6 separate regions of the Mus musculus genome follow, and all the other regions are linked to region 3. Evidence: chromatin loops called from intact Hi-C (ENCODE). Cell type or tissue: heart. All regions are shown on one strand. Region 1 overlaps Hck (hemopoietic cell kinase). Region 2 has its middle 3.7 kb from the start of Tm9sf4. Region 3 overlaps Nol4l (nucleolar protein 4-like). Region 4 holds the start of Plagl2 (pleiomorphic adenoma gene-like 2). Region 5 overlaps Asxl1 (additional sex combs like 1). Region 6 holds the start of Asxl1 (additional sex combs like 1).

Region 1 (4,000 bases), 300 kb after region 3:
AAGGTCACTCTGAACACCATCATTTCCTTATTCTAAGTTTACATCTGTTATCTCTAAAAACAACAATGAAATAACTATGGTTACCAACTTTACTTTTATTTTTAGTATTTTTTAAACTTCTGTGATTAGGGCTGAAGAGATGGGTCAGTGATTAAGAGCAAAAACAAGAAACTTTAAATATCTTAGTTGGACGGCCATCCTCTCTAGTGAATCACCCCAAATTTCCACAGCTTCTTCACTATCAGGACAGCCAGCCTTGGCTCTCTTTGCTTCTTTTGAAATGTGGCTCAGTTCATCAGCTTATTTCTGTTGTCTATGCCAACACCTGTCCCGCTGCCCATGTGCCAACACCTGTCCCAGCTGCCCATGTGCCAACACCTGGCCCAGGTACCCATGTGCCACCACCTGCCCCAGCTGCCCATGTGCTACCACCTGCCCCAGGTACCCATGTGCCACCACCTGCCCCAGCTGCCCGTGTGCCACCTTGATCACATACTTTCACCCATTCTCATGGAACTGAGGCCTGCCCCTCAGATTTATTTATTTATTTGTATTTTATGTGTATGAGTGTTCTTCCTCCATGTATATGTGTGCATATATACACCATGTGTATACGGGTGTCCTCATAGGCCATCACAGGACATCAGATCCCCTGGGACTAGAATGAGATAGTTGTGAGTTACCACATCGGTGCTAGGAACTGGACCCTCATCCTCTGGGAGAGCAAGTACTCTTAACCTCTGATCCACCTCTCCAGCCTCAAGTATACATCTCTTAAAAGTAGAGATCATCCAGGTGTGATGCTGTAGACCTTTCGTCCCAGCACTTGGGAGGCAGAGGCAGAGGCAGAGGCAGAGGCAGATGGGTTTCTGGGACTTCAAGGACAGCCTGGTCTGCATATCAAACTCCAGGCTAGCCAGAGCTACAGAGTAAGAGTTTGTCTCAAAAAAAAAAAAAAAAAGTTGACTTCTTCTCAGCCTCATGCTACTTCTCCAGATCTTCCCATCCACCTCCTGCTCAAATAGCTGAACTTCGATTGCTTGAGTGCAGTAAGGTGTGGGAAAGAGGAGATAGCCAGCCAACCCCTTACACTAGCGGAGGGATGGTGGAGGGCAGTACCTCTGATATGAGAAAGGTGGAGAGGGACTGGGGGAAGATCAAGAGCTGAGTGTAATAGACATACTGACGAGATGGGCCATTGCCAGGTTGGGCTGGAGACACCCCTAAGCCCATGTCCCTTTTCCTACCTGGGTAAGGGATCCGGCCATAGGTGACAATTTCCATCAGCAGGATACCAAAGGACCAGACATCTGACTTGATGGTGAAGGAACCAAAGTTGATGGCTTCAGGAGCTGTCCACTTGATGGGGAACTTGGCTCCTGCAGGGTTGAGCAGAGCAGAGTCACGGTGAGACTGAGGAGCAATGAGGGCTGGGGCTCTGCTAGGGTGAGGGGAATCATGCCCTCTACAAATAGCGATTTCCTTGCAATGTGTTACCCATGTTACCAAGGGACATTTGTCTTGAGGACAGACACTGGATCAAAGAGGAGTGGATATAATGTGGGAGCTCACTCTGGGGGCTACATCCTTGATTCAGTTGCTGCCTGTTAAATGTTAACGCTGATAAGTGGAGACCCAGAGGTCTTTGGGGATAAGTGATCTCCGGGGGGCTTGAGTCTAGGTCACAGCTGATACCTCACCCCATCCACTCCCCAGCTATGGCGTGCAGGAGAGGACTTCAGCTGTCGTCTGAGGTTTGCCCTAGTCAGAGTGTCCCTTCCTTCCTATTCTTCCCTTCCTCCCTCTAGAATGGATTTGATGAGCAGTCTGTGGGTGTTTGTCTTAATTAAAGTATAATTGGTGAACATGGTCTATAGGATATATAACTGCCCCTTGATTCAGGATTACGATACACTCACTGTAAGGCAAAATGCAGAAGTCAAAAATGCCTCGAACACTTAGTTACTGAACACTGTAGTTCAGCAACTGCATATCATGGCTTCTTTTTTTGTTTCTTCTGGTGATCTCTTGGCTAAATCAGAGCTGTAGCTCACTGCCCTGGCTCAGCATCATGAGGGAGGACAGTATATTAATAGACATGGAAAGAGATCAAAATCCAAAGGGAGAGCATATTCATGCATTCATTCACTCAGTCACTCACTCAGTCACTCAGTCACTCACTCACTCACTCATTTTTATGAGACAGGCTCTCAATTCACTACATAGCCTAGATAGGATGGCCTTGATTTCCTGGTCTTTCTGCCCACTTCCCTAGTGTCTAGACTGGAGGCATGTACCACCATGCCCACCTTTGTATCATTTCTTCTCAATGCAACTATGTCTGTACCATCAGAACACTGGAGATAAATGACCAGGCTCTCAATCACTCTCTGCTGCCACCTCCTGTCCATGCCTTATCACGGCAGGCAGAAAACAGGCTGAGTGCTGAGGGGCAGGAACAGCAGTTGCCAAACTGCAGGGCTGTAGGGCGGAAGGAGCTAGAAGGCTGCAAGCAGTTCCATTTCAAAGACTTCAGTGGGACATTTGGTTTCATGGCTAGAGAGGCTAGACCACCGTCTCCAGTGGCTTAATGTCCATAAGGCACATATCCCCCTAAACAGCCATAAGCCTGGGAGCCTTTCAGAGCTGGACATAAACCTGACTGGCTTCATCACAAAAGTAGCAGCACCAGAGGAAGGCCAGTCCTAGGGATGCCTGAGGACACTTAGCCCTGGACTCTTGCTCCACTCCAAACTGCCATGTTGACTCTGTTGTTGCCTCCACTTAGGGTTGGATCCTAAGTGGAAAGATGCCAGTGTCACTGCTGACACTAGCAATGGAGGCTTTCCCCCTGTGCTACTCTCTTAATGTGAGGCCCCTGTCACATGATGCTAATTTGAATTCATGCTCCCTGTCTTTTCAACTTCCTGGCAGTGGTGATGACACATCAGCTCGGCCGGGTCTGTTTTGTTCCCTAATTCACTTTTCTTGTTACTGTGGTAGAAGATGGTTAAAGTCCCAGCGCAGGCCTGAGCACCTAAAGCTAGCCCCTTTGTATGATGAAAATGCTAGTGCTTTTAGGTGTCCCATAAAGCTATTTTTAAAACCATATACCAAGCAACCGCTAAGTTAAGAGACCATCTGCATGTTCTTTGGAATTCGGCGACGCTTGTATTATGGCCGAGTAAGTGATTAAGTATTGACAAGTCTCAACCCTAAAGGAAATATCCACATCTCTCTCACACACACACACACCCTTCCCAGGCTCAGAGATCATCCAGAAAGAGGCAGTAGAGAGATTGTAAAGCCATAGACAGTGGAGGAATGCTGTAAAAGAGGATTTTCTGGATGACAGGACCATAACACACCAGACCTCGAAGAAGCTATGTCTGCCTGCACAAAACCAGCACAAGATCAACTGGACAAAATCCCAGCAGAGATGAGAAGTTGGCCTCTGAAGTCCCACCCCTAGCTGAGCAGTTGTGGCTGCTAGGGGTGGGAGTGTCAGTTTTTGTCAGGGTTTGAGGACGCCTCCAGCAGGAGTCAGTGCTTTCCTTCCACTACATGGATCCTGGGGCTTGAACTCAGGACCTCAAGCTTGGCAGCAGGCACTTTCACTCAGCCAATTTGCCACTCCTTTTCTTTTAAAAAACTGGTCCTGAAATGACTTATTTTACATGTAGGGGCATTTTGCCTGCATATATGTATGTGTACCACATGCATGTCTGGTGCCCTCAGCATCCAAAAGAGGGTATTGGAACCATGGAACTAGGATTAGATGATTGGGAGCCGACATATGAGTGCCAGGACCCAGGTCCTCTGCAAGAGCAGCAAGTGCTCTTAACCACAGAGCCATCTCTCCAGACTCTCCTTTCCTTTTGAGAGACAGGGTCTCCATATCCCGGGTTGGCTCCATGGTATCCTCCTGCATGCTGCGATTCACAGCCCAACTCTAAGTCAGCCATTTTCTTTATGTCATACTTCTCTTTTATGTGGTACT
Region 2 (4,000 bases), 290 kb after region 3:
TAAATGCCTGGGACCAACACACCATCCCAAAGAGCAGATATATTCCCAAGAGGCACAGAGCTAGAGAAGCAGGATGGATTTACTAGATAGTCTTGTAGTAATTCTGAATTGCAGACTTGTGGCCAGTTCTACTGCAACTTAAGTCCTGGAAGTTTCTTACCACTATGTCTGGTTAAAGAGTAATACTGATGGGGCTGGAGACATGACTCAGCAGTTAAGACCATTGGAAGATCCTCTTCTAGAATATCAGAGTTTGAGTCCCAGCATCAACATGGCTGCGCACAACAGTCTGTAACTCCAATTTCCAGGGGGTTTGATGCCCTCTTATGGCCTCTGTAGGGACCAGGTATGTGAATGATGCGTAGCCATATATACAGCAAAATACCCCTACACATAATATAAAAGAAGATATTTATATTGATAAGGAAATATATATATTTGAGACAGGGTTTTGCTGTGTAACCCTGGCTGTCTTGGAATTCACTCTGTAGACCAGGCTAGCCTCAAATTCAGAGATCCACCTGCCTTTGCCTCCTAAGTGCTGGGATTAAAGATGTGTGCCACCACTGCCCAGCTCCAAGATGGTCATTTTTAAAAAAATTTATTATGTACAGTATTCTGCCTGCATGTCAGAAGAGGGTGCTGAGATCATGTTACAGATGGTTGTGAGCCACCATGTGGTTGCTGGGAATTGAACTCAGGACCTTGGAAGAGCAGTCAGTGTGTTCAACCTCTGAGCCATCTCTCCATCCCAAAGATTGTCATTTTTAAATGTTGTTACATATATTTATTTACTTAGTGTGTGTGTAGGGGGGTGTTGAGTGTGTACATATGATCATATGCCTTGTTGCACATACAGACTTTGTAGGAGTTGATCCTCTTCTTCTACAGTGTGGGCCCCAGGGTTTGAACTCAAATCTTGAGGCTTGGCTGTATGCATCTTTACTCACTGAGCCATCTTGTCAGCTCAGTATCATAGATTACCCTTCACAGCAGGTAGCATCTATTGCTGTTACACTATAACCAGCACAAAAATATATGATTGTTTTAAAACTTTCCTCCTGTTGCATACAGTTGCTCAAGCCCCTGATGAGCCATGACAGGCCTTCATTATTTCAGTTTCATCTTTTATTGCGTTCTATGCTAAAGTCGTTCCTCCATTTCACAATCTCCATTTCAGCTTCCCTAGTTCTGGGATCACAGGCATGCACTGCCACACCCAGCATTCTCCTATATATTTCTCATGAATGTGAACAAGTTCTAAGTCTATGTTGATATTAGAACACTATCTGGAAAGGGTATGACATCAAGCAAGTTATCATTGTGAGTATCTGAAGCTTATTCAGTGAGGAAACTATAGACCCATCCCTTAGACCAGTGGCTCTCAACCTTCCTGATGCCACATCCCTTTAATACAGTTCCTGGTGTTATGGTGACCCCCAATCATAAAGTTACTTTTGTTGCTACTTTACAACTGTAATTTTGCTACTGTTATGAATCCTAATGTAAATATCTGTGTTTTCTGATGGTTGCAGGCAGCCCCTGTGAAAGGGTCATTTGACCCCACAAAGGAGTCATGACCCTTGTTACATATATTTATTTACTTAGTGTGTGTGTAGGCGGGTGTTGAATGTGTACAGCAATAGATGCTACCTGCTGTTTTCTAGGGAGCTGCACGCACTAAAGGGGGCTACCCGCTCCCAAAGGGGTGATTGTGTGGTAAGTTCACCATTCTGGGAACAATAACAGCTGAGGCTTTTGCAGTTTAAAATATACATGCAACACACACACCCCAGGCACAGTAATGCACATCATGGCAGAAGAAAGCCCAGCCCACTCTAAGAGAAAGGAGCCCTGGCTTTGGAGGTAAAAGGCAGGAGAGAGACAGATCAGGCTGTTAGGGTGGGCAGTTCTCTAAAGTCTACTCAGAGATTTAGGCTTTAGCCAGCTTTACCATTCTTCTGGCTCATTCATCTTCCTCCAGGTCTAGTATGGTAGCTAAAGAAAACGATTATAGGCAGAAGGAGAGATATAAAAAATAAGGGACAAAGAGCCCATACCAGTTGACTTATAAAAAGGTTCCTTAGGGTTTAGCATGTTCCCTGCAGTTCCCACTCACAGCTCACACCACCTGTAACTGCAGTTCCAGGGGACCTGCTACCCTCTACTGGCCTCTATGGGTACTGTACACATGCCACACAAGCACACACATAAACACACACACACACACACACACACAAATCTCTTTTTTTGAGGCAGGATTTCTCTGTATAGCCCTGGCTGTCCTGGAACTCACTTTGTAGACCAGGCTGGCCTCGAACTCAGAAATCCGCCTGCCTCTGCCTCTGCCTCTGCCTCTGCCTCTGCCTCTGCCTCTGCCTCTGCCTCTGCCTCTGCCTCTGCCTCTGCCTCTGCCTCTGCCTCTGCCTCTGCCTCTGCCTCTGCCTCTGCCTCTGCCTCTGCCTCTGCCTCTGCCTCCCAAGTGCTGGGATTAAAAGCATGCACCACCACTGCCCAGCTAGTCTTTTCTTTTTTTAAATATATATATTTGAAAATGTGGTCAGATGTGGTGCCATATGCCCTAATTTCAGCATCTGGGAGACAGAGGCAGGTGGAGCTCAGTAAGTTTGAGGCCATCCTCATCTACAGTTCTGGTCCCAGTGGATTCTGGACTAGCCAGAGAGACCTTGTCTAAAAAAAAAATAATGATAATAATAATAACTTTTGAGATTACAACATAATTACATTTCTCCCTTCCCTTTCCTTCTTCCAACCCCTCCCATGTATCCTTCTTGCTCTCAATCAAATTTGTGGCCTCATAATGTTGCTCCGTCCACATAATGTTGCTTGCATGTGTATGTTCTCAGGGCTGACTGTTTGGTGTTGGATAGCCAACTGGTGTTCTCTCCCCTGTGAAGACCGTGTCTCCCTCTCCTAGCCTTCCTTAGCTGCCTTTACTTATTTTTCTAGGGTTAAAATTAAATCTTTAAAAAGGAAAACAAAAGGAGGGGTGGTGCTGGAGAGACAGCCTAGTCATTAAGAACATATGCTGCTCTTTCAGATGGCCCAAGTTTGATTCCCAGCGTGAGTGCCAGGCCCACAACTGCCTACAACTCCAGTTAAGGGGATCCAATGGCTGTAATGTGTACAGGCACCCAAATTCCCATGCAGAAACACACACAGACGCAGACGCAGACACATACACATGTGATCAAAAATAAATCTTCAAAAGTAATAAAAAGGAAAAAAAAAGACTGGTGAAGCCAGACAGAGTGGCACATGCTTATGATTTCAAAACTCAAGAAGAAGGGACAAGAAGCTCACTAGATTGGACTCCATGGTGCTTTCCAAATGAGCCAGCTACTTCCTGTCTCCTATCCCGAGGATTGGGGGTGGTGTGGGAGTGGGGTTCCTAAAAACTACTTTATACACTACTACTTAAAATCATTGGCCAGAACTTAATTTCTTGTATTCTGCTTTGAGAGGGAGAATTAGAATGGCCTTCATACTAGATGATCATGTGACCCTGAAAAACAAATGGTTACAGAGACAACTATTGGTCACTGTGACCCCCTCAAGAGGAAGAGAACCCAGAGTGAAAGCTGATAGAGCGCTGTGTCACAGTATATGTGATGGTGCGGACAGACACATGACAAAGTAGAGGAGTTAGGGGGTCTATTCATTCCACATCTCAGGGTAAGATGAAGCAAGAGCATTCCTTGTCCCTGACCTCAGCCCACACAGTTAAATAAGCCACCTGTCCATTCCCTTCCTCCTGCCTCCTTCCAGAGCATGAGTGCTTACTACTTTCCTACAGAAGGGGTAACATGAAATGTGGCTCCACATTTTATGGTTTTTTAATAGATTTAATTTTTTCTTTTGAGACAGGACTTCACTGTGTAGCCAAGAACTCCATACACAGGTAAACCAGACGGGCCTTGAATTTACAAAGATCCACCTGCCTCTACCTCCCAAGTGCTGGGACCTCACCCAGCCTAGA
Region 3 (4,000 bases):
ATGGTTGTGAGCCACCATGTGGTTGCTGGGATTTGAACTCGGGACCTTTGGAAGAGCAGTCAGTGCTCTTAACTGCTGAGCCATCTCACCAGCCCCCTAGACATATACTCTTAACAAATGAACTACATTCCCAGCCTCGGGTTTCTAATTTCAAAGTAGAAGACTTTCTGTCAAGCAGGACTACAGAGGCTGAAACTTGCTGCCTCATCTGTGTGGTGTCAGAGTTTGAGTCGGTCCCTTGGGCTAGTCCCTTTCTCTTTGTTTATTGCAAGGAACTTGGGGTGGGGACCCAGTGTTATACTTGCTGAGCCAGTGTCCCTAGGAGACTGCTTCTATGCTATCTGCCCTCTGATGTCCCTTTACATTAACTGAGCTTGCATTGCCTTAGCAGGCCAAATGAAGTTCCCAAGCCTCTCAGCTGTGTACAGACTGGGCACACTTGTGCATCCTGGGTCCTGTGTGCTCTGCCATGCTGGTCTCCCCCTCCCTGAGCTCTTCCTCCTCCTCCACTGTAACGCTCAGCACCAAAGAGCTTCCAGGACCTTTATACCAGTTGACAAATCTGTATCTGCCTGGAAGGCCATGTCTCAAGGTCTTCACTGGTTGCCAGCTTTTGCTGTCAGGAGCAGCTGGTCCATTTCATGAGCTTGCCTGACCCATTAGTTTCATCGCATACAACAGTTACATTAATAACAATAAGTGGTTTTTTGTTATTTGTATTTTGGCTTTTGGGATAGCATCTTGACATAGAGACCGGGCTGGCCTCAAACTTGTAATGCTGCCCCTGTCCTACTTCCTGTAACCAGCACTCCAGGCATGTGCCACACACTCCACTCATGGGTGTTTTTGAATAGTCCAGGACTATTTGTCTGTGGAGAGCCCTCTTTCAGGATTTTTTTTTTTTTCAAGACAGGGTTTCTCTATGTAGCCCTGGCTGTCCTGGAACTCACTCTGTAGACCAGGTTGGCCTCTAACTCAGAAATCTGCCTGCCTCTGCCTCCCAAGTGCTGGTATTAAAGGCGTGCACCACCACTGCCCTGTCTTTCTGGATTTCTTGTTCAGATTCAACATTTTGGTGAGAGGGACCTGGCACAGGGAATAACCAACACAGTTTCTGCCACCTTCAGAAGATGCACACACTCTAGGCAGATAACTGCCCTTTGGGGGCAGCTGATTTGATGGCTTGGTTGGGAGGTGAATGCTCTATCACTCTAGAGGGCAGGTACTCCTTCCCCTCTGTCATTTAGAAGTAATTTGTGGTGATAAATGGCTTTTCAAATGCTTTCAGATGCTTGAACAGTGTCCACTCTGGTTGTACTAAGTTCCTGTCCTTCCTCATATCCCCTGGCCTGGCCTCTGCTTTTGTAGGTGCTTCATAGTGTCCACTGCTGGGCCTGGAGGTGACACAAAGGCAAAGGCCAGCCTTTTCCCCCGTGCTATGGACCCTCCCCTCATTGGGAGCTGGGAAAATTCTTGGTCAAAAAACTGGGTCATCTAATTTTTTGTGGAGACCCACAGTGTGGCCACTTTAAGGCCAGTGGGAGTTGACCAGAGGAACAAGGACACTGAAAACCACCAACACAAGGTTCCTCAAGGAGGGGCAGCCCTGTAAGGATAAATCTTGGGAGGCTCCTGGCATTCATAAGTGCTCCCCAGATATCCAAGGTGCATTAGTAGCCCTACCCTCCTGAGCTTCACTGTTCTATGAGTCTGAGGAAAGCTGGGTTATCTGGGTTCAATTCCACCTTTGAACTTCAGCTGCCTGTGGCTTTATGTTTCAAGCCCAGATGTCTACTGCTGCAGTGAAATAGTGATACAAGCCAGGCGAGGTCAAAGGTCTCAAGAAATGTTTTGGAAAGAGGCAGGAAAATCCTGAGCCCGAATTGGCATGAGGAAAGCCAAGACCCTAGACTCCCACACCTCAAAGGATATGAAGTAAAGGTCTAACAGAGAAAGCAGGAATCGGTGAATTGATTTGAAAACACATTAAATTTCAGGAGTAAAAGGCGCTAATGAGTAACAGGCCTAAATCCTTTTTTAAAAGCGTGGGTTTCTTATTGACAGTAAAATCTTTAGCATGTGCAGAATGCAGTCTGTGTACTGTTAATTTGAAGTGTATGTCATCTTTACTAATCCGTGAACACGGAGCTCCGAACCTGTGGTTGTAGTTACAGACCAAACCTGTAGAGGGAGTCTTGTCTATCACAGATTGTTCACAATGCAACGCTTTCAGAGGAAGAAAGAAAAGGGCTTTTAAAAGAAAAGTTGGGAGGGTTAAAGGCAGACTGTTTCAAAATTACAAACAATCGCAGTGGCTGTCTCCTTTGCTCTCCTCTGCAGGCTCCACTGTAAATGAGTTGTAGCGTAAAGGAATCTGTAGAAATTGCCCTTCCTTCTAGAGGAACCAGAAGGTGGGCTCCTTATTGGGTTTCTTTTGGGGGGCGGGGCATCTCCCTACAGAATTCCATGAACGTCTACTATCTCTATCCTTGTTAAAGCACAAGCTTTATTCGAGGCCCATGTGTTCTAACCCGGGATTTGGAACTGGTGGTGGGAATTTGGGGGGCGTCTGCCCCTAACCCATTTTTCTCTGTCGAGGTTTTAATTCTGCGGTTTGGAGACTGGCTTGTTAGGTCTCAGGCGAGTCTGAGGTTGCTCGGAGGTTCAGGGCACCCCTCTGGTCACCTCGCGCCGCCCCATTCTATCTTCTGAAGCCGAAGCAGAAGGTCTGTTTGCCCCGAGGAAGACCGCACCTTGAGTCGGCGTGCGTCTTCCCTTTCCTGCAGAGACCACGCAGATTGTGCGCGCCCAGGTCTGGGCAGCATTCTTAATATTATGCTATGACTTTACAACTGTAGCCAGCGCGGCGTAAGAAGCCGGCACCGAGTGGTCTGCTAGAGCACAATGACCCGCAGAGTGGGGCGGGGGCCCTCAGAGGGAGCCGGGAGCGAGCGGGTGGCGGGCGCCGGGCGCTCCGGGTCGCCGGAATGTTTGGGTCGAACAGGTGAGCGCAGCCTAGACATTGTAGCTGGCCGCTGGGCAAAGAGGAGGGGTGCAGGGGCGGGTGCAAACTAAGTGGTGGGAAAGAGACAAAGGAAGAGTGAGAGGCGAGATGGTGTAGAATAGAGAAGAGGCGAGGGGAGGGGAGGAGGCGGCCCGTGGGTAGGGTGCTGAGGAGCTCAAGCTTGAACTTGATCGAGAAAAGGGGGCCTTGAGATGTGGGCGGGGGCCCGACCCAGAGTCGGCCACGTGCCTGGCTTTTCCTTGTCAGCGTCCCACTAGGACCTCCTAGGCTGAACACTCGGGTCCCGCAGCCCTGCACAACGAGCACCCGTGTCGCCCGGGATTGAGAGACGCGTAGGGTCGGGGGCTGTCTGGAGGCCCCATGGCACCAAGAGTTCTCGACCATGCTGCCTTAGTCACTTTCTTTGGGCCAAGTCTCCCTCTCCTGCTCTGAACACAGACAGCTTGCAGGGTATGTCCCTACCCCGCCCAGGACTTGAAGTCCGCAGCCTCAGGGAGCCAGGGCGAGCCCAGCTCCCAACGCCTCCTTTTCTCGGCTGCGCGCCCTGAAGGGATCTTCCTCCAAGCTCTTCTCCCTTAAGAGAGCTCTACCCAGGAGCGAACAGCGGCGCGTCCAGAGCACCCTGTTCCCCATACCTGGCCCAACGGTCCCCCCCCTTTCCTCCTCTTCTCCCCCACTCTCCTTTCTCCTCTTCCCTCTCCCCGGGTGCCTCCTTTTCCTCTCTTCCCCCTCCCCCCCATGCCCACTCCTCCCTCTCTCCCTCCCCTCCACCTCCTCCTCTTGCTGCTCCTCCTACTCCCCCTGAGTGCGTCCTCCTGTGCTCCCCTCCCCCCGGCCCCCGCCCCGTGCCCGGTCCCGCCCCCTCCCCCGCCTCTCCGTACCCGGTTCCCCCTCCCCCTTCCTCCCGGGCCGCGGCGCCGCCGCCGCCACCGCCGCCGCCGCTCGCCTGGGCCCTCCCCCTGGCCACCCCCGCCC
Region 4 (4,000 bases), 200 kb after region 3:
TGTCTCGAAAAAGCAAAAAAAAAAAAAAAAAAAAAAAAGATCTACTACCCACAGGCTGTGCAGTCTTTGGCAAGTTACCTAAGTTACCTCTCCTCTCTAGACCTTGGTTTCCTCGAGGATTAGCTATAGGAAAGATGAGCTAACCCTCATCTAGCGTTCAGACAATGCGGGGTACATGACAGGTGTTCGGTTAAAAAAAAAAAAAGCTAGTTATTGCTATTTCTAGGTAGAGAAGAGGACAACAGCAGATTGGAAGAAAACCCAGAGGCCTTGGAGTCAAGCAAGTCTGCAAGTGTGGGGAAGGATGGGCAAGGGTCTAGGTCAGCAGAAATACTCACGTTGGTGAAAGGAGGCTTGTGATGTTGGTATTCAATCCATGGAGGTACAGCCAAGGTGCGGTTCAGCAGCTTCGCAAATGCCAGGGAGCCCAAGAAGTGATCAGCCTGGTTCCCAAAGCGCCCTGGAAATGGTACATTGTGGGTAGAGTGGCCTGGGGCCTAATGGCATGGTGTACGAAGGGCTCAGCAAAGATGTGCATTCAAGACTGGGGAAGGCCAAGGAACAGTGAGCTAGCAACACTGGCACAGGAGAGAAAGTCCAGACTTCCAGGTTTGACATCTGAGGGCCTGTAGGTCCTGGTCCTTCTGCCACTGCCCCACCAGAGTCCATGCTGTTTCTCAAACATGTTATAATCATCCCCACTCTACCTGCCATCTTTGCCAGCAGTGTCCTCAGACCTGTCTCCACTCACTTGTACATGAAGGTGACCCTGATGCTTCATTTGCTAAGACACTTTTAAACAACTCCTATCCATTTCCTTTACTCTCAGCACGGCATTGAGGTTTGTTTTGTTTTGTTTTTTGAGACAGGATCTATATAGTCCTGGAACTTGTTCTGTAGACCAGTCTGTCATTGAACTTGTAACAATCTTCCTGCATGTTACCTCCACCTCTTACATGCTAGAATTACAGCTGTGAATCAGATTATGTATTTATGTGCTGGGTATTTAACCTAGTATCTCTGACATGCTGGGTAAATGCTTTACCATTTAGCTATAAACACTTCAGTCATTTATATGTCTGCTTTCATTTTCCAGCTTTTTGTATTGGCTGTCTATGCAGGCTGTGAATGCTTTAAACACAAAGGTCTATCTGGTTTTTGTTTGTTTTGTTTTGCCAGAGTCTCACTATGTAGCCCTGGCTACTCTGGAATTCTCTATGTGATCAGGTTGGCCTTAAACTCACAGAAATCCACCTGCCTCTGGCTTCTAGTGCTGAGATTAAAGTTGTATGCAAGCACATTTGGCTATCATCAATATGGCAGCCATTCATCCATTCCAGAAACACTGCAAGGCTGAAATGTGCCAGGTACTGTGCTAGATGTTATAATATAAAATCAGAAGGATAAGGTTTCTGTCCTCAAGGCATTCCATTCTAATTCAGGTTAGGAGACACTAAACATGAAAACAAATTCCTTATGGTATATTTTGATGATTGCAAGGGAAAAAATGAAAAGGTTTGGTGACAGGGAGACTCAGGAAATGACAAGTAGAGAGGTCAATGGAGTCCTCTTTGGTGACACGTATGTTGAGACTTCAAGGATGAGAAAGAGTTAGCAGAAATTATAGGAAGGTACTCCGAGAAGAATAGCTCATAGACCTTTATGTCTGTAAGCAATAGAAAGCCGGTTACTATGGCTGTAGCCAGAGGGCCATGGGAGAAGGGGTGTGGAGAAGAGTGGAGCCAATCTTGCAAGGTCAGGCCATCAGATGATGGCCATGGTCAGGAATGCAAGCTACTCAAGGATTGAGAGAAGGGATGGATTATATAATGATGATCCACGACTGCATTTAAGTTGCATCCCTCCGCTGGTTCTTAGGAGTCCTTGGTTATCTTTTATTACCCCAGTTTGAATCATCTTGTACAAATTCTGCACGCACTTAAAAACTTTTTATTGTCTGTCTTCCTAAAATGAAGAATCCTATGAGATTTATCTGTTTCATTCACCACCAGCACAGACAACAGCGCCTGGGACATTAAAAAAAAGGGGGGGGGGCATATAAATTCTTTGCTGAATGAATGCAAGAATTGCCACGAGACAGTGCGGGCAGGTCTTGTCCTACAAACTCCATCTACTGATCTGAGACTGATTAGACCTCGAGTGAGTCACTTAACTTCTCCCATCTGTCGAATGGCAAGTTGAACACCAATGGGTCCTCTGTACCCAGGCAAGTAGGGCAGGGAAGAACACAGGCCCTGCCCCTCTCTGGTGTTCTCCTCTGGACCTGAGAAGTCTCCGGGCGCCTCAGAGAAGTGGCTCCGCCTCCTCCGCCTCAGTTTCTCCGTTTAAGCAGAGGGTTCCGGAGGCCTTACCCATGCAGGGACAGTAGAGCAGGTAACCGGCCAGGTCCCAGGAGCCCGCTGACCGCCCGCGGAGCGGCAGCAACAGCAGCAGAAGCAGGAAAGACGCCCGCAGCAGCAGGTGTGGCGGTGCCCACGCGGCGGCGCCCATGTCGACGGCAGAGCCCCAGAGTGCCACGGCCCGGAGGCGGGGAGGGGGTGGGAGGGAAGAAGAGGCGCGAGTGGCCGCCCCGCTCCCAGTGCTCCCCGCGCGCCGCCCGCGCGCCGGCTGGGCCTCTCTAGCCCGCGGGCGGGCGGGACCATAGAGAGCCCGCGGCACCGCCCCCTCCACGACCCGAGCGCCCGCTCGCGCGGCTCCCACAATGCACCGCACAATGGCCCGACCGCCGCCACTACCGGGGCCTGAGCGGGCCTGGCGGAGCCCGAGCGCGGCCCGGCCCGCAGCGCGGGGTCCCGAGCGCAGTGAGTGCCGGCGAGGGTCCTGGGGGATGGTGGGGAGCGGGGCGGGAGGCCGTCGCGCTGCGCCCACACGCCCGGCTCTCGGAGCGGCGGCGCCCCTCACTTCGGGCCGCCCAGCGCGGTCGCCCACACCCCTGAGTAGGGGCCCCCTTTGCTCTAGCCGGGCCCCCGATAGGCCCCGTAGTGACGAAAACGTTCCCCGGACCTCAGACCTGTGCCCAGGGGACCGGAACAAGCCTTTCAGGCTCCCTCCATTCCTAGACCTGGAAACTCAGCCTGAGGGTCCCCTAGTCTGGACCCCCCAGACTCCCTGGAGACCCAGATAACACGCAGCTAACCTTCCTCGGGATCGCGGTCTGGGGGGCATAGATAAGCTGCACCTGTTCCCACCCTCGGACACGCCTACCCCGACCCACATAACCTTCCTTTTCCTGCTCCAAATAGTCTGCTCTAAGCTCTTTCGTTTTCCAGACTTTCATAAACCTGCTTTCAGGCTTTTCTGCAGTACCTCGGGCCGAAGAACCCAAAATAAAGCCCTAGCTGAAGTTCCCTTCCCAGTGATCATATTGTGGAAAGTTTAGGCATTTTCCTTCGGGAGGGTCCCATTTCTACACCCGTTTGAAATTCAGAGAACTCGCTCTTTCGACCTTTAGAATCTCCCTACCTCTTCCCCCCATGGGGTCTCTTAGAGACTCAAATAACGTGCTCGTAATTCTTTACCGTGCATGCTTGCTCTTCCCACCCCAGATCCTATTAGACTTTTTAGACTTACTATTGAATTCCCGTCTCTTGTCTCCACTCTTTACATCCACCTTCCAATTGTGGGGAGAATTTAACATTTCACACTACAAAATAGGGTAGTCTCTCCGCTGGCCTAAGGGCCAGACTTCCTACAACTTCAGCCCCATGCTTCAGTCCAGCTTGGAACAGATCGGGGTCGCGGGGGGGGGGGGGGGAGGGGGCGGTGGCGCGGTGGCGGGCCGCGTTCCTGGCCGTGTTGGGAGTTGGGGCTTTCACCTGCAAGCATACCGACTCCTGGCTTGTGTGTTTTTCCACCTGTCAGCCTGGGGCTGTGATAAGTCTGGCCTTGGGTTTCTAACCCTCTCCTCTTGGGGGAAAGGCTGCTAAGTTGCGGAGGGGTGGTAGGTGAAAATGAGGCCCGAGTGAGTTGCAGCCATTTG
Region 5 (4,000 bases), 96 kb after region 3:
TTACCTTAAAAAACAAAATAACGAGCCGGGCGTGGTGGCGCACGCCTTTAGTCCCAGCACTTGGGAGGCAGAGGCAGGCGGATTTCTGAGTTTGAGGCCAGCCTGGTCTACAGAGTGAGTGCCAGGACAGCCAGGGCTACACAGAGAAACCCTGTCTCAAAAAACCAAAAATAAAATAAAATAAAAAAATAAAAATAAAAATAAAAAAAGACAAAAACAAAAAAACAAAACTGTATTAGAAAGTTAGAACTCCGGACTGGAGAGATGGCTCAGCGGTTAAGAGCACTGATAGAGGTCCTGAGTTCAATTCCCAGCAACCACATAGTGGCTCACAACCATCTGCAATGGGATCTGATGCCCTCTTCTGGTGTGTCTGAAGACAGCTACAGCGTACTCATGTAAATAAAAAAAAGGAAAGAAAAGAAAAGAAAAGAAGAACCCAGTTCTAGCTGTAAGTCAAGACCTAGGTAAGGTCTTGTGAAAGACTGTATTTCTGATGTAAACAAACAGATGTTTACCCACTCCACTCCCACCCTCAAAATACACACCAGATACACTACCATTACATACACAACCACAGATAGACCAACAGATGACTCTCACAGGCACATATGTCATTTAAACAGTAAGAGCAATACAAACCTCATTTCCTTCAGTCCTTCTGCCTCTATGACCTGCAGAATCTGTTTTGGTGTCATTGGAGCATCTGAGTAGTTTTCTAACACCTGAGAAAACAGAAACGTTCTGATTTCAGTGTGAAACGTTCATTAGTCTGTAGCATGGCCTGCTATGAGGAGCTGTCAGTGACAGGTGAGATTTACCACTATCTTTTTCTTTTTTAAAAGATTTATTTATTATTATATGTAAGTACACTGTAGCTGTCTTCAGACACTCCAGAAGAGGGTATCAGATCTCATTATGGGTGGTTGTTGGCCACCATGTGGTTGCTGGAATTTGAACTCAGGACCTCTGGAAGAGCAGTCAGTGCTCTTAACCGCTGAGCCATCTCTCCAGCCCCAGAGATTTACCACTATCAAAATGACTCTGGAGCTATAGATATGGCTCGATGGCAGAAGTGCAAAGCCCCAACATGGCATTAAAACAATTACTTCAGATTCAAATCACACTCTTAGCAGTACACTGAAAGTTCACTGCAATTAGGGGGAAAAAAAGCCACAATTACATGAAAATATTCTAATTCTCAATTCTAAGGACAGCTACTTTAACATCAATGTGTAATAATATATAAGACCTTAGCAGCTCTGGAAACTGCATAGTTTAATGTCGTTAAATATAGACTGTAACTGAGCAACAGTGGCACATGCCCTTAATCCCAGCACTCAGAAGGCAGGGCAACCTCTTATGAGGCCTGTCTCAAAACAAAACAAAACAAACAACAAAAAACTTCTGCAAAATACATGACAAGATTGAAATTTACTCAAGGACCTTCCAAGGCCATGTGTGGTGGCGCATGCCTTTAATCCCAGCAGAAGCAGGTTTCTGTGGCTTCAAGACCAGCCAGGCTACATAATAAAAACTAGCCTCCAAAAAAAAGTTTTGACTAATTCCCTTATCTCATCTGGGTATGTGTGTATATATGAAGTTTTTCTAAAATACAGTCTCACTATGCAGTCCCATCTGACATGCAACTGACTATGTAGACTAGGTCAGTCTCAAATTTACAAAGACCCGCTTGCCTTTGTCTACCAAGTGCTGGGATTACAAGTGTGAGCCATGCCCAGCTTCAGTTCTTTCCCATTAAACCATGAAATTCTGGGGTTAACTGCCACAGTACATTTTGTCACTCGACAACACGATGCTGTAAGTTTTCTCTGTGACTCACATAACAATGAGGAACCTAATTTCCTGCCTGTGTTAGTCCATCAGTAACTAGGTCTGTAACTAATGTACTTCCTCAGCAATCTTCACAAAGTTGAGCTGTTTCAGAAATGCTCCTCTAACAGGAAAAGAACGTTGTCATTTCATTATCTCACTTTCGACACCTGAGCAGCTGCTGCAGGCACTCCAAGCTAACAAGTGTAACACCCAAGTTCTGTCACTTATTAAAGGGGGATGGGGGTGGGGTGGGCAGGCAGGAAGTTCCAAAGGAAGGCTACAACAGACCTTATCACTAAAGGAAGTCAGAGTTTGGAGAAGGAAATACTAAAGCAAACCTCCCCTTTTTCCTCCTTAGCCTCTCTGTTCATTTTGACACTGCTCTTGTCAGTTACTAGTGCTGCTTCTAACCCTGATGACTCCGACCCTATCTACCTCTACCCGACTTCTCCCAAGCTTCAGAGTCAAGTAGTTCTGTATGACTCATCAGTCTAACTGTCCATTCTTAACTCATTCAACTCTAATTCACCTGAGCAACTCTCCTTTATCTCCCCCTCCATCCCTACCCTTTCTCCCTACATTCCTTACCTTAATTGGCACCTAATTTAACAACACACATGTAGCACCCTTCGCTCTCATCTACCTGGCTCACTACCACAGCCAGTGACCCAACACAACAGCTTTTTCAATTATATCCTTGAGTCCAGCCCTGTTCTCAAATCCATTCCTGTTTGTGATTATCCCTCACTTAAAACCACACGGAACCTGCCTTGTAGCAGACCACACAGTCTACCTTCATGTTCCTATTTCAAAATCATCTTCAGCAACTCTGTCTCTCCATAAGCAGCAGAAAGTATGTTTCCAGAACCCAGCCAGCCACTAAAGTGCAGGCTTTAGAATAAGACAGGATAAGATTTCAATTCTATTCTTCCAAACTGAAGCAAGTACCTATGTACCTATCCAACCTGAGCCAAAGGGGGAATCTCTCACTCTTCAAGTATTAAGACTTTCCTCTCAGGGTCATTTTTCAAATTGAAAAGAACTTGAGTAAGCACCCGTAGGTGCCCAGAAGCTGGGCACACAAAGCCTCTCAATAACCTATCTGCCCCCCAGCAAGACTGCCTCACCGACCCACACATCTTCATACCTGCAATTCCTCTTTGTTTCACCCCATTTGCACACTTTGCAAATATATTCACACCCATGTAGTTTTTCTCTCCTCCTTCAGCCATGTTTTTTTCATCAGCTTCTGCCTCTGTGACAGGCCTACCTACATCTCACTAACTGTTCAAGGCTCAGATCAGAAACTACCTTCCCTCTGGAAGCACTCCCTAATCTATATCAGCAGAGTCAAATCTCTTTTTCAGTGAACCCATTGTTCCACAGTAAAAGTAATCTCCCAAGCCAGGATACTTCAAAGGGAAGTGAGGAACTAAGCATATTTATTCCTAAACAAAAGACAGAAACCAAAATACCTGTTTAACTCTGGGCCTCTCCTGACACTGACACACACACACACACACACACACAAATCTAACAAATCTCCTACAAGGGAAAAAAAGAGCATGACTGAAAAAAATACCTACCAATTATTTAAACAGTAGCCAGAAAGACCCTGAGAATCTTAAAACAGAAGAAAAAAAACTTCTAAAGAGATATTACGTATGAAGATATAAAGTACTCATTTTCATTAAAATTGTATATAAACCACTAGTTTTCAGAACAATCCAGCAGTGCTCTATTGCTAGTCTTTCTAGACCACATATTTTTTTGAAGGAAAGAAAAAACTCTCTACTTGAAAGGAAAAAAATGTTTGATATAAGAATGTTCAGTCATGGGCTGGAGAGATGGCTCAGCGGTTAAGAGCACCGACTGCTCTTCCGAAGGTCCTGAGTTCAAATCCCAGCAACCACATGGTGGCTCACAACCAACCGTAACGAGATCTGCCGTCCTCTTCTGGTGCATCTGAAGACAGCTACAGTGTACTTAGGTACTTATAAATAAATAAATAAATAAATATAAATACATCTTAAAAAAAAAAAAGAATGTTCAGACATGAATCAGAGCAAAAACAAAGCATGCAATGTAGCATTTCTCAAAAGCCAGAGAAATCTATTTAAGTGTAGTACACAATTTAAAAGAAAATCTCCTTGGCTGTTTCTCC
Region 6 (4,000 bases), 100 kb after region 3:
AAGCTATCGCACAAGTCTACTGAAGCTTGGGAAACAGAAAAGCCACAAATCCTCTGGGCAGGTAGCGAGCTCAAAAACCTATTTACTTTTTTTTTTTTTTAACTAAACCCTCAGAAGGGAAGCCTCAAACAGATACACATTCTTGGCAAAGTGTATTCTGCTCCTCTGCAAACTGCCTACCCCCCATTGTAGTCACAGGGCTCAGTGTGATTTAAATATTCGAGGGTCACCGGCATAACAATCGCTTAAGCAGCTGCCTAAAGTACTGTTTCTCAGAGGAATCTCGAGTTCAGTGTGTTTAAAATGAGCCCTAGTGCCAATGTTTGAAACAAAGTCCCCAGGTATGCTCCCACCGGGCACTCTAGTAGTTTGAGAACCACTACTCAGGGTTCACATCGGTCCTTAGCGACTGCTTTCCGACACACACCTGGTTTAAATTGCCAACGCTCTAAATGCTTCTCGCGTCCTTGAAACCAGGGGCACTTTTCCCACCCCTACGGTGTCTTAGTGACCCACACACCTCTGCCCACGAAGAAGTCCGGGGAAGCACTTCCGACCTTTCCCGGAAACCTAACTCCCCGCAGAAGAATAAACGGGCGCTTTCCCCGGGACCCCCCGCTGCTGCTGCCAACGTGGGGGGAGGGGAGACTGGCGCCCGGGCGCTCGGAGGGGGGAGGAGCCGCTTGCCAGCTCGCCCCTCCGCAGGAATTCAAGGGGTGGGGGGATGCAGAGAAAAGGCGTCCCAGCCTCCTCGGGCCCGGGACCTCGGGAGCTCCACACCCGGGCGGCCCCGCCCCCTGCTGCGGTGGGCAGGGCCTCGCCCCTCCCCCGCCCGGGGAGCCGCGCGGAGCCCACCCCCTACGCCCCCCGCCGCGGCCCCCCGGGCAGCTCGGCTCACCAGGCGCGCGGCCTCGGCCCACGTGCGCTCCTTCTTCCTCTTCTGTTTGTCCTTCATCCTCCTCCTCCGCGGCGGCGGTGGCGGCTCCACGCGGGTCCTTCGGGCGGGGCGGACTGGGGCGGTGGCGGCGCGGGGCTGGGGCGGAGGCGGCGGCAGCGGCGGGGGGCGCGTGGCGGCGGCGGCGCGTGCGAGGGCTCGGGTGCGGCCGGAGAGGGCGGGCGCACCGGGACTGGCTAGAGCGAGACCCCGGCGCGAGGGTGGCGCTGGGGGGAGGGGCGGCGGCGGCTCCACGCGCCCGCGCTGCGTCAGTCGCCCACGGTGGCAGCGGCAGCGGCAGCCCCGCGATGGCTAAGGAATGCGGCGGCTCCGCATAACCACGGGGTCAGAGGTCACGGCTCCGGCCTCCGCGTTCCCGCGCTGCTGGGAAACCCAAGAGCGAACTAGTGGCGGGCGGGCCCGGATGGCGAGACGCGGCTTTCCTTTCGACGCTCGGATGCGTGCGTGTCTGCCGTGGGTATGTGTGTGTATGTGTGTGCCCGCGTGTGTGTGAGAGAGAAGAGTGAGGAGGGGGAGTGTGGGTTTTTTTTTTTTTTTTTTGAACAAAAACAAACCGAAAGGGTGGCTGGGATTTGTAGTCCTCACTGGCTTCCTGGCCTACCCCTCTCCGGAAGAAAATGGCTGCCTCAAGTGCTTGGACCACATTTCCCGGAGTGCCCCGGGCTCCTGTTTTCCGCCCACTTTCTTCCGTACCCCGCTGCGCTCCAAGCACGGTAAAGAAGGGGGCGGGAAGTCGGTCAGAAAAAGATGGGGCGGGGTCTCGCGAGGTTCGGGAACTAGCGGAGGCCTGAGGGTTTCTGGGAGGTGGTGCTGGGAAGGGGCGGTGGCTGGACTCCCCCCTGGCCGCGCGCGCGGTTAACCCGTTCAAAGCTTTTTTTTGATTCTGGTGGCGGGTCCAGTGCGGTTTCGGATCTGGAGTTGGTAGTCTGCTACCCTGCTTCCACTGCACCATCCCCCACCGCATACACAGTTCTCTTCTGGACTTCTGGTGGGTGACAAAAAGCAGGACTTTTCTTTTTGGCCCACCCTTAAATGAGTCAACTGGCGCATAGTAATAAGCAAAGAGACACTCATATCAGTAAAACGGTTATTGCACGATTGACCGACTTAGGTGATTAACCCATTTCCTCTTGTAATACCTCTGTGTGTTTGCAGAGAATGCACCTGCAGTTTCCAGCAGCGTTGCCGCCAGGTGAATTTGATGATCCGATAGTAGGTAAACACTGAAGGTCCATCCACAGAAATCTAAATGCACCTGAGTGTATATTTAGACGCAGTTGCCCGGAGAGAGGTCAAGTCCTAATGTCAGCCAACCTAGATTTAGAATCCTAGTTGTGACTCCTTGACTACTCCTAACCCCGCTGAGCCTGTTTGATCAATGTTAGCATAGTATCCCACAACCTTGATGGGGTACAAATTAGCATGAAGTATCTAGAAGATGGGAGAGAATGTGGAAGATCCTGATATTAGGCTCATGTAATTTGGCTTCTGCTGTAGAATAAATGAGAGCTGTTATTACTACACAGTGGGCAATGGAGCCTCTGTTCCTTGATTGCAGTGACAGGATGATAAGGTTTGAAGCACCCAGAACATTATTTTTCTGTGTTTGTTGGCCCAAAGTACAGAAACATCTCTACAGTCTTGAACTGGATTGATGGCCAGGTTTTACAGTTTTTGAAAGGTTTATGTGGGTAAAAAAACACCCTGTACTCTTGTGGTGTTAGTACACAGGCAGCCAGTGCTGAGACGAAGAAATCACCCAGCAGTCCAACCCTTGTACCTAAAGGACTCAGCGGTCCTTATTAGTGCTCACCCAAGACTCAAATTCAATAAACAGAAACACTCTTCTCATTTCATCCCAAAAGCGAGGGGAGAACTACATCTAAAATTATTTTATTGTTATTGTTTTTGACATTTTAGGTTTTGTTTTTGAGACAGACACCTGACTGGCCTGGAACTCACTGTGTAGACCAGGTTAGCTCTGGACTCAGATCCACCTGCCACTGCCTTCCAAGTGCTGGGATTAAATTAGGTGTATATTAGGACTCTGTTGGTGGGGAGAGAGTTGAACTGAGGACCTCCCACAATCCCTGAGCATATCCTAACACCATTTCACTATTTTTTTATTTTGAAACAAAAACTCACAATATGGACAGGCTGGCGTCAATGGGCTTCTATTGTCTTACCTCTGCCTCCCATTAATACATGTGAGATTAAAATGCATGCCCCACTAACCCTGGCCTTTGGTAGTTTTGCTTATAGTTTTTCAATCTGCAGCTGAGACAATCACCTCTGAGAGGATAGTGGTTCAGATGTTTTGAATTGATCCATAGCTCCAACAAAGCCACACACTTGGAAGGGTTGAATAGGGAAGACTGTAAAATGCAGGCTTTGTGTTTTGTTGTGTTGGGACTTGGGCTCAAGATGCATGGTAGATGCTTTACCACTGTCCTACCTTTCAAGCCCTTTATGTTTTGGGACAAGTTCTTATTAAGTATTGCAGGTTGGCTTGACCCATGGGTGGGGACCCAGAACTCCATTACACTCATTGGAAAAAGGAGCTTTGCAGATCAATTTTAGACCTTAGGAAGATCATCCTAGACTTCTGAGTGGGCCACGTGGGTCCCAGAAAGTATAGGTGTTTTGGAAATGTGAAGCAATTCAGTTTGCTGTTACTGGCTTTGAAGTAGCAGAAAGCAAAGGAATGTAAGCAGCATCAGGACTAAACCTGCCAACAGCAGTGAGGAATTAGGGACCTTAGTCATTCAACCCAGTGGAGCTGAACTCTGACAGTGCAGATGAACTCAGAAACAAGAGTTTCCAGAAAAGAAAATACATACCTTGACTTCAGCCTCAGATTAGAGCAGGGAACCACTGAAACCCACTCAGTATGTGGACTCCTGGCCCAGGAAGCAACAGGCTTTTCTCAGTGTGCTTTAAGCTCCTATTGCTTTAACTTGTTACAGCCAATAAAGCCCAATGCAAACATTGTGTCAGACCTTTTCAGTTTGTATCAGCAAGCAGTTGCCTAGTTTTCACAAGTGG

Evidence for each region. Hi-C counts contacts between places; a loop is a spot of excess contacts. Peaks named below come from ENCODE experiments on the same cell type or tissue, not always from the same donor. Only the 100,000 strongest peaks of a DNase experiment are listed, where the experiment ranks them.
Region 1: a loop joins it to region 3, with 3 times the contacts of the local background. A loop is called at or near these places in 2 of 42 quality-filtered maps.
Region 2: it touches region 3 in a loop (2.4-fold over the local background); 3 of 42 quality-filtered maps call a loop at or near these places.
Region 4: it touches region 3 in a loop (2.7-fold over the local background); 2 of 42 quality-filtered maps call a loop at or near these places.
Region 5: it touches region 3 in a loop (4-fold over the local background); 9 of 42 quality-filtered maps call a loop at or near these places.
Region 6: it touches region 3 in a loop (3-fold over the local background); 9 of 42 quality-filtered maps call a loop at or near these places.

The regions. Positions count from the first base shown.
Region 1 is chr2:153,146,326-153,150,325 of GRCm38, reverse strand. It overlaps Hck (hemopoietic cell kinase), which reads right to left. Exons shown (of 13, transcript NM_010407.4): 12 at 1,248-1,379. Among named protein-coding and RNA genes, the nearest start is that of Tm9sf4, 13 kb to the left of the region's middle. In heart, a CTCF peak has its summit at 2,406 (motif pointing left); a DNase peak (open chromatin) is centred at 2,445; H3K27me3 peaks cover 1,069 bases.
Region 2 is chr2:153,155,622-153,159,621 of GRCm38, reverse strand. No RefSeq gene overlaps it. Among named protein-coding and RNA genes, the nearest start is that of Tm9sf4, 3.7 kb to the left of the region's middle. In heart, a CTCF peak has its summit at 2,132 (motif pointing left); no DNase peak of the experiment used is centred here; H3K27me3 peaks cover 254 bases.
Region 3 is chr2:153,444,519-153,448,518 of GRCm38, reverse strand. All of the region lies in intron 4 of Nol4l (nucleolar protein 4-like), which reads left to right. Among named protein-coding and RNA genes, the nearest start is that of Nol4l, 83 kb to the left of the region's middle. In heart, a CTCF peak has its summit at 2,180; DNase peaks (open chromatin) are centred at 3,018 and 3,728; H3K4me3 peaks cover 1,825 bases; H3K27ac peaks cover 2,799 bases.
Region 4 is chr2:153,240,098-153,244,097 of GRCm38, reverse strand. Plagl2 (pleiomorphic adenoma gene-like 2) reads left to right here and starts at 2,740. Exons shown (of 3, transcript NM_018807.5): 1 at 2,740-2,822. Pofut1 (protein O-fucosyltransferase 1) reads right to left here and starts at 2,566. Exons shown (of 7, transcript NM_080463.3): 1 at 2,373-2,566; 2 at 339-460. The coding sequence starts at 2,511. In heart, a CTCF peak has its summit at 2,499; a DNase peak (open chromatin) is centred at 2,657; H3K4me3 peaks cover 2,646 bases; H3K27ac peaks cover 2,101 bases.
Region 5 is chr2:153,348,914-153,352,913 of GRCm38, reverse strand. Asxl1 (additional sex combs like 1) reads right to left here. Exons shown (of 13, transcript NM_001039939.2): 2 at 643-725. Among named protein-coding and RNA genes, the nearest start is that of Asxl1, 5.1 kb to the right of the region's middle. In heart, no CTCF peak of the experiment used is centred here; no DNase peak of the experiment used is centred here; H3K4me3 peaks cover 1,696 bases; H3K27ac peaks cover 1,900 bases.
Region 6 is chr2:153,343,289-153,347,288 of GRCm38, reverse strand. Asxl1 (additional sex combs like 1) reads right to left here and starts at 1,459. Exons shown (of 13, transcript NM_001039939.2): 1 at 899-1,459. The coding sequence starts at 955. It overlaps 2500004C02Rik (RIKEN cDNA 2500004C02 gene), which reads left to right and starts at 1,479. Exons shown (of 2, transcript NR_040318.1): 1 at 1,479-1,668. In heart, no CTCF peak of the experiment used is centred here; DNase peaks (open chromatin) are centred at 848, 1,038 and 1,678; H3K4me3 peaks cover 2,713 bases; H3K27ac peaks cover 2,663 bases.